Regions from separate parts of the Homo sapiens genome. Here region 2 is linked to region 1. Evidence: chromatin loops called from intact Hi-C (ENCODE). Cell type or tissue: GM12878. All regions are shown on one strand. Each heading gives the region's core, and the rest is flanking DNA. Links, peaks and the distances in the headings are about the cores only. Region 1 overlaps SETBP1 (SET binding protein 1). Region 2 overlaps SETBP1 (SET binding protein 1).

Region 1 (2,812 bases), core at 89-2,588:
TGAGTGGAAATACTGCAAAGATAAGGTCTTGAGCCTGCACAGACTATTATATGAGCAAGGCCAGGCTTCCAAGCACCTGTTCTCTTCACTCTGCTAATGGCCTCAGCCATCTAAAGTTAACACAATGAGAACCTTCCACAGGGTCCCCATCAAGATAAAATACAGAGACATAGCTTAGGAGGTTGTGCATAAATAAAAGATTCAACAGGGAACAAGCCAGCTGCTGTCGGGTGACATATTAATTTGCAAATGTATCAGAAGTGATATCCTGTCTCCTGAAGTCATTGGACAAGCCCCCCAAAATATACCTTCCCTCTCTACCCCTGCCTCCTGCTGCTGGAGGAGTTCAGGAAGCAGTTCAGAAAGGAGGCAGCCTTCCCTCCTATCTGCCCAAGAGAAGTGGCACCATTTCTTACGACCATCAGGAATGGCTTTTCCCAGGAGCCAGCGGAAACTAAGATTCTACACTCTGAGGATGAACTTCTTTCAATCACTTGAGAAATTTTTCCACCTAACATCTGGGACATTACCTTCCGGTGCCACATTTTATCTTTGATCTCTAAAGCATAGCTCTGCTCCTATTGTGAAGAAAAAAAAAAAACTCCAATAAACTAATGTATACAAGTCCAAATAAGTAAAACTAAACAAATCAGAAGGTCTTTATTTATGTTTCATGAAGTCTTTTGTTTCTTATTTCCTTTTTTTCCTTAGAGAACAATTTTCTTTTTTTTTTTTTTTTTTTTGAGACGGACTCTCGCTCTGTCGCCCAGGCCGGACTGCGGACTGCAGTGGCGCAATCTCGGCTCACTGCAAGCTCCGCTTCCCGGGTTCACGCCATTCTCCTGCCTCAGCCTCCCCAGTAGCTGGGACTACAGGCGCCCGCCACCGCGCCCGGCTAATTTTTTGTATTTTTAGTAGAGACGGGGCTTCACCTTGTTAGCCAGGATGGTCTCGATCTCCTGACCTCATGATCCACCCGCCTCGGCCTCCCAAAGTGCTGGGATTACAGGCGTGAGCCACCGCGCCCGGCCAACAATTTTCTTTTAAATGACCAACTACTACAGTACTGGGATTTTGTTTTTAATTGACTTCCCCAAGAAACTCCATGTCTGTGTATTTTTTTCAGTAATTCATCTATCTCATAAAATGAAGAGCGCCTGCTCCCATTTACCACAATAGTTCATTCAGTTTTGTATTTAGTTAGGGTTCCTGGAGCCTGCCTCAGTTCCATCTTCAACTTAGCAGCATTTTTTTCTGAGAAGGAAAGCAGTTCCTGTTTGTGAAGACTCTGAAAGTACTTCAGGCTGACAGATGCTATATAAATGAAATATCCTTTCAATTACTGCTACTGTATGATATTGAATTAAGCTATATCACCATAAACAAGGAAAGAAGCCTGCCTACACACCAGCACCCTTTCTCATCCTAGTTCCACTCATGCTCAGTTCCTCATAAATAAAATTATTCCTAAAGAGAGAAATCTAAATTACCTTTGAAAGCACTATTGTCCCTTCTATGTTACTACACACCATCCGAATAAAACTGACAGGGCATCAAAGTCTATAAATGGATTCCCAGGTAACTGCTCAAAATGTTCTCCCTTCTTGATACCCAAAGCATCTTTCGTCTCCTCTTCAAATAGACAGCAAATTTGAGAGAAAGATCAGAAACTGAAAGCTACTGACAGCCTGATAGGAGCAACCTCAGCACGACAGCTGATGGAGACGATCACATTTCCCCCGACAAACTCAATTGCTTTAGTAAATCAAGTGAAAGTCAATACAACCCCTCCCTCCTTAGGTCCCGTGTGGCTCTCTAAACCCAGGCCACTAAAACTTGTTCTTGGAGGAGGAGAGAAAAAAGCAAGATCCAAATATTCAGGCAATGTTTAACTAATACCCAAAAATGTTTCTTTCTGTCGGGGCAGTTTCTCTTTGCCCAAAGGAGCTGCTGATGTCTTAGAGAGAGCTTCAAATGCATTCTCCCCTCCCCATAGTCCTACATGGAATCTTTCCCTTCCCTGTTACCCTTGATCTTTACCAAGAAGGCATATTTATCCAAAAGTACAACTTCCAAGTTCCATATAACATATCTGCATCTTTTCTTTGGCCAGTGACTTCTGCTTATGACTATAGAACAGTACACAGTAGTTCCATAATTAGGTGGCATAGAAAAGATGTAATTCTTGGGGAAAAAATCAAGGACCTCTCAAATCACATATTTGCATTTCTGTGTGTGCTAGAGCTTAGGACTAAATCTGGGCTGTTGTCAATATTAAACCAAAAAGCCTGGGGTGTGTGTGTCTTCTTTATGCAAATCAATAAGCATGTACACAGGAAAAAATCTAGGATGTCAACGCTGTAGCTTTCAAAAACTTTAGAAAAAGTATCAACCACAAATAACTAAAACATTGCATTTCCAAGGGAAAAAGGAGATTCTCTGTCATAGACAGGAAGTTGACTTAGAGGCCAGCAATAAAAGGTGGGAGAAAGGGACATATCTCTGCTAGTTTCATCAATGGCCTTTCTGAAAAATCAATACTGAGATTGATAGAAATGAACTAGAGGAAGAAGCACCCCATGAAACAGAGAAGGTCATATGTAAAAACAGAGGGGAACAGCAGGAAACTCTTGGGTGATGGAGTGAGAAAAATAAAAGAGTCAAATTAGAGCTTACTTGCATAAGATAATGCTTTGATTTATGGTGGGGGGGTTAATAAAATGTACTTATAAGGCAATGATACCATCCTTTCAGGTCTGAGCAGGTCCCATAGGCAAAATCGCAAAGTGGCAACATATAAGAGAGAAGCTAG
Region 2 (2,812 bases), core at 92-2,591, 48 kb before region 1:
ATCTGACATTTTTTCTTGGGCAGCAATAACGTTGAACCAGAGGTATGCTAGACAGAACCTAACTAGGGAAAAGGCATGAGACTCTAATAAAATGAAGGCAGCAGGTTAAGCAAAGAAAATAATGGAAATTTGACTGCAGTGTGTTTATAAAAAGCTGATATACAATTCAGTGTTTGTGGATCAAACTTTCCTGATTCGCTTGGTGGCAGAAACCAAATTGGAAATATGGAAAGCATGTAAATAACATTTACAATAAAAAAAAAAAAGCTTATAGAGAGTAAGGAAATGATGTTTCTGAATGCACTCTGAAAAGTTCAAAGTATCGTTCCAATGGACAGGATCGTTGTCCGTGGCCAAATGCTTCACGTGATTAGTTGCCGGATCAGAAGGCCAGGCAGGCTCCCCTGGCTGCAGAAAGAGGCCTTAATTCCAAGAAAGCTCCAGGACAGAATGCCTTTCCTCTTGAATAGGACTTGAATTTTCATTCTTAGACATTCTTACTCTAGGAGTTTTTGCCCTCAGGCCTTCTTTTAAAAATGCAAATGCTTCTAGGAAGTCTGCCACATTTAACTAATTCATTCCTAGGTACAGAGAACAGGTTGCCAAGTGGACACAGAGTTGGTCTGGAAGTCACAGCTTTGCTCTGGCTTGGCCGTGTGAACTTCACAAACAAACCACTTGACCTTTAGGGGCCTCAGCATCTTCCTATGGGAAAGAAACATTGAGCAGCCAGACAAGGTGGATCCCTAAACTCTAAAATGAGATTCTTAGACGTATTAAATGTAGGGTTGCCAGATAAAATATAGGACAATAGTTAAATTTGAATTTAAAATACTTAAAAATTCTTTTTTAGAACTATTCATGGGACAAAAAAAGTATTAGTTGGAGTCCTGTATTTTTATTTGCTAAACTTTTGCTTAAATCTTAATCAGATGGGCTTTTATCTGGAGAGAGATTTCAGCATGAGCACAGGCAGGGAATGGGAAAAAGCTGAGGGCAGGGAGCAAAGAGGACACAGTAGAGAGACTGTCAAACACGACGCTGCCTCCTTCACAAACCTTTGAAGGCTGGCTTAGTTTGATGATATTGATAAAATGCACCGCACCCAAGGGCCTCTTCGAGATGCAAGAGCTGTAGAGCCCCTCCCTTGGAGGGGAGTGGCCCCAGGGAGAGCTGTCCTGAGCACTGCATGGCTACTCCTCTGTGACCTGACCCTGTGCTGCTTCTCCCAACCCAGGGACCTTCCTAAAACAGGACTTCTGTTACCTCCCCTCATCCTTAATACTCTTCAATGGCTCCCTCTAGCTGCTCTGTAAAATCCAATCTCCCTAGAAACTCCAAGAAGGCCCATCTGCTCTGATAAAGATCTCCCTCCCCAGCCTAGTCGCCTGTCTGTCCCACCTCATACTTCATAAGCCAGCCATACCCTTTCCTCTTTCCTCTGCTTAGAAAACTGCTCCTGTTTCCAAGTACCTACAACTGCACCCTTTCCAGAGAACTGCCCTTGGCTCCCCTCTCCCTCCTTTTGATTTAACTCATATCCTTTCTTGTCCCTACCATGTCCATGTGGGCCTATGTTGAACAAAGGTATCTGGTTGTATTTTTAGTTTCTGTCTTGCCCCTGTTGGTCACTTTCTACACAACTCCTTGAGGGCAAGTAATTCTATCTTAATTCATCTCTGAATCTCAGTCCTTGCCACATCTCCTGACATTTGACGAGTGTACAGTAATTATTTGATTGATTAATCATTACATTTACTGGTCCCTGCTGATGGAGGACATTTGGAGAACAATTGATTAACCCCTTCTTCTCCTGCTCTGTGCCTCTTCTATAGCTTCCGGGGGCCACAAATCATCTCTGGGATTAGCCACCTTCTACCCATCCACATATACTCTTCCTGCTTGACAAACACTCAGGAAGCCCTCCTTTCGACTCACAGCTCTGAATTGGCCATTACCGTTTTATAATCTATACTGTCAGTCTAGTTCATACGTACTTAGCAATTAACCATACATTCCCAGGTGCCATGTCTTGACTTATTCACTGTATTGTCATTCCCATAAAGAGGTATCTCATTAGTACTCTCTCTATGCAAGGCTTAGCACCATGTTCTTGCTGAGGAATGAAGCCAGTAAATGAGGCCCCAGCCCTCTTGGGAGCTTCTGTGTGCAAGGTGAAACTGAAGGTAACCCATAGCATAGCTGAACCATCCTTGGAGATCTATATACAACGGATCCACACCCATTATCTCATGCTAAATGAGGAGTTTAATGCCTTCCCTGAGTTTCTACAAATTCCTGAAGTCCAGTCCTATGTTCTTATTTTTGATTCTCTATTCTGATGGAAATAAGATCTTCCCCCTTCCACAAACCTTCTTTTCAGTTTTCTACTCTGCCCACACCTACGTTAAAATTTTCAATCATTTCTTATGCAGAACAATTTATTTTCTTTCATGCCATGCCTTGCAGGCCTCACCTTTTATACCCAAAACCAGGTATTTGTTTAACAAAAGAACATACATTGTCCAAGAAGCAGAATCAAAGGCAAATCTTGTAATTTAAAAGATCCTTTATCTTTTCCCCTTTCCACTTAAAATAACTACTGCATGAATTGCTATGAGCCAGGGGAGCTTGGAGTAAAAAGTGGCCATTTCTGAGCCAGGAAATGCAGCATTTGCAGACCGTATTCTCTGGATTTAAGGAAGCTGACCCACCTTTGCATGTCTGCCTTGTGGGCAGGAACCACTGGGCACACTTCTAGCTCTCTCCTCGAAGGCATTGCTCTCTGTCTTGACCATTGTTTCCTGGGCCG

Evidence for each region. Hi-C counts contacts between places; a loop is a spot of excess contacts. Peaks named below come from ENCODE experiments on the same cell type or tissue, not always from the same donor. Only the 100,000 strongest peaks of a DNase experiment are listed, where the experiment ranks them.
Region 2: it touches region 1 in a loop (4-fold over the local background); 9 of 110 quality-filtered maps call a loop at or near these places.

The regions. Positions count from the first base shown.
Region 1 is chr18:44,785,792-44,788,603 of GRCh38, reverse strand. All of the region lies in intron 2 of SETBP1 (SET binding protein 1), which reads right to left. Among named protein-coding and RNA genes, the nearest start is that of SETBP1, 110 kb to the right of the region's middle. In GM12878, for the core only: no CTCF peak of the experiment used is centred there; no DNase peak of the experiment used is centred there; H3K4me3 peaks cover 1,264 bases; H3K27ac peaks cover 990 bases.
Region 2 is chr18:44,833,574-44,836,385 of GRCh38, reverse strand. All of the region lies in intron 2 of SETBP1 (SET binding protein 1), which reads right to left. Among named protein-coding and RNA genes, the nearest start is that of MIR4319, 140 kb to the left of the region's middle. In GM12878, for the core only: a CTCF peak has its summit at 1,316; no DNase peak of the experiment used is centred there.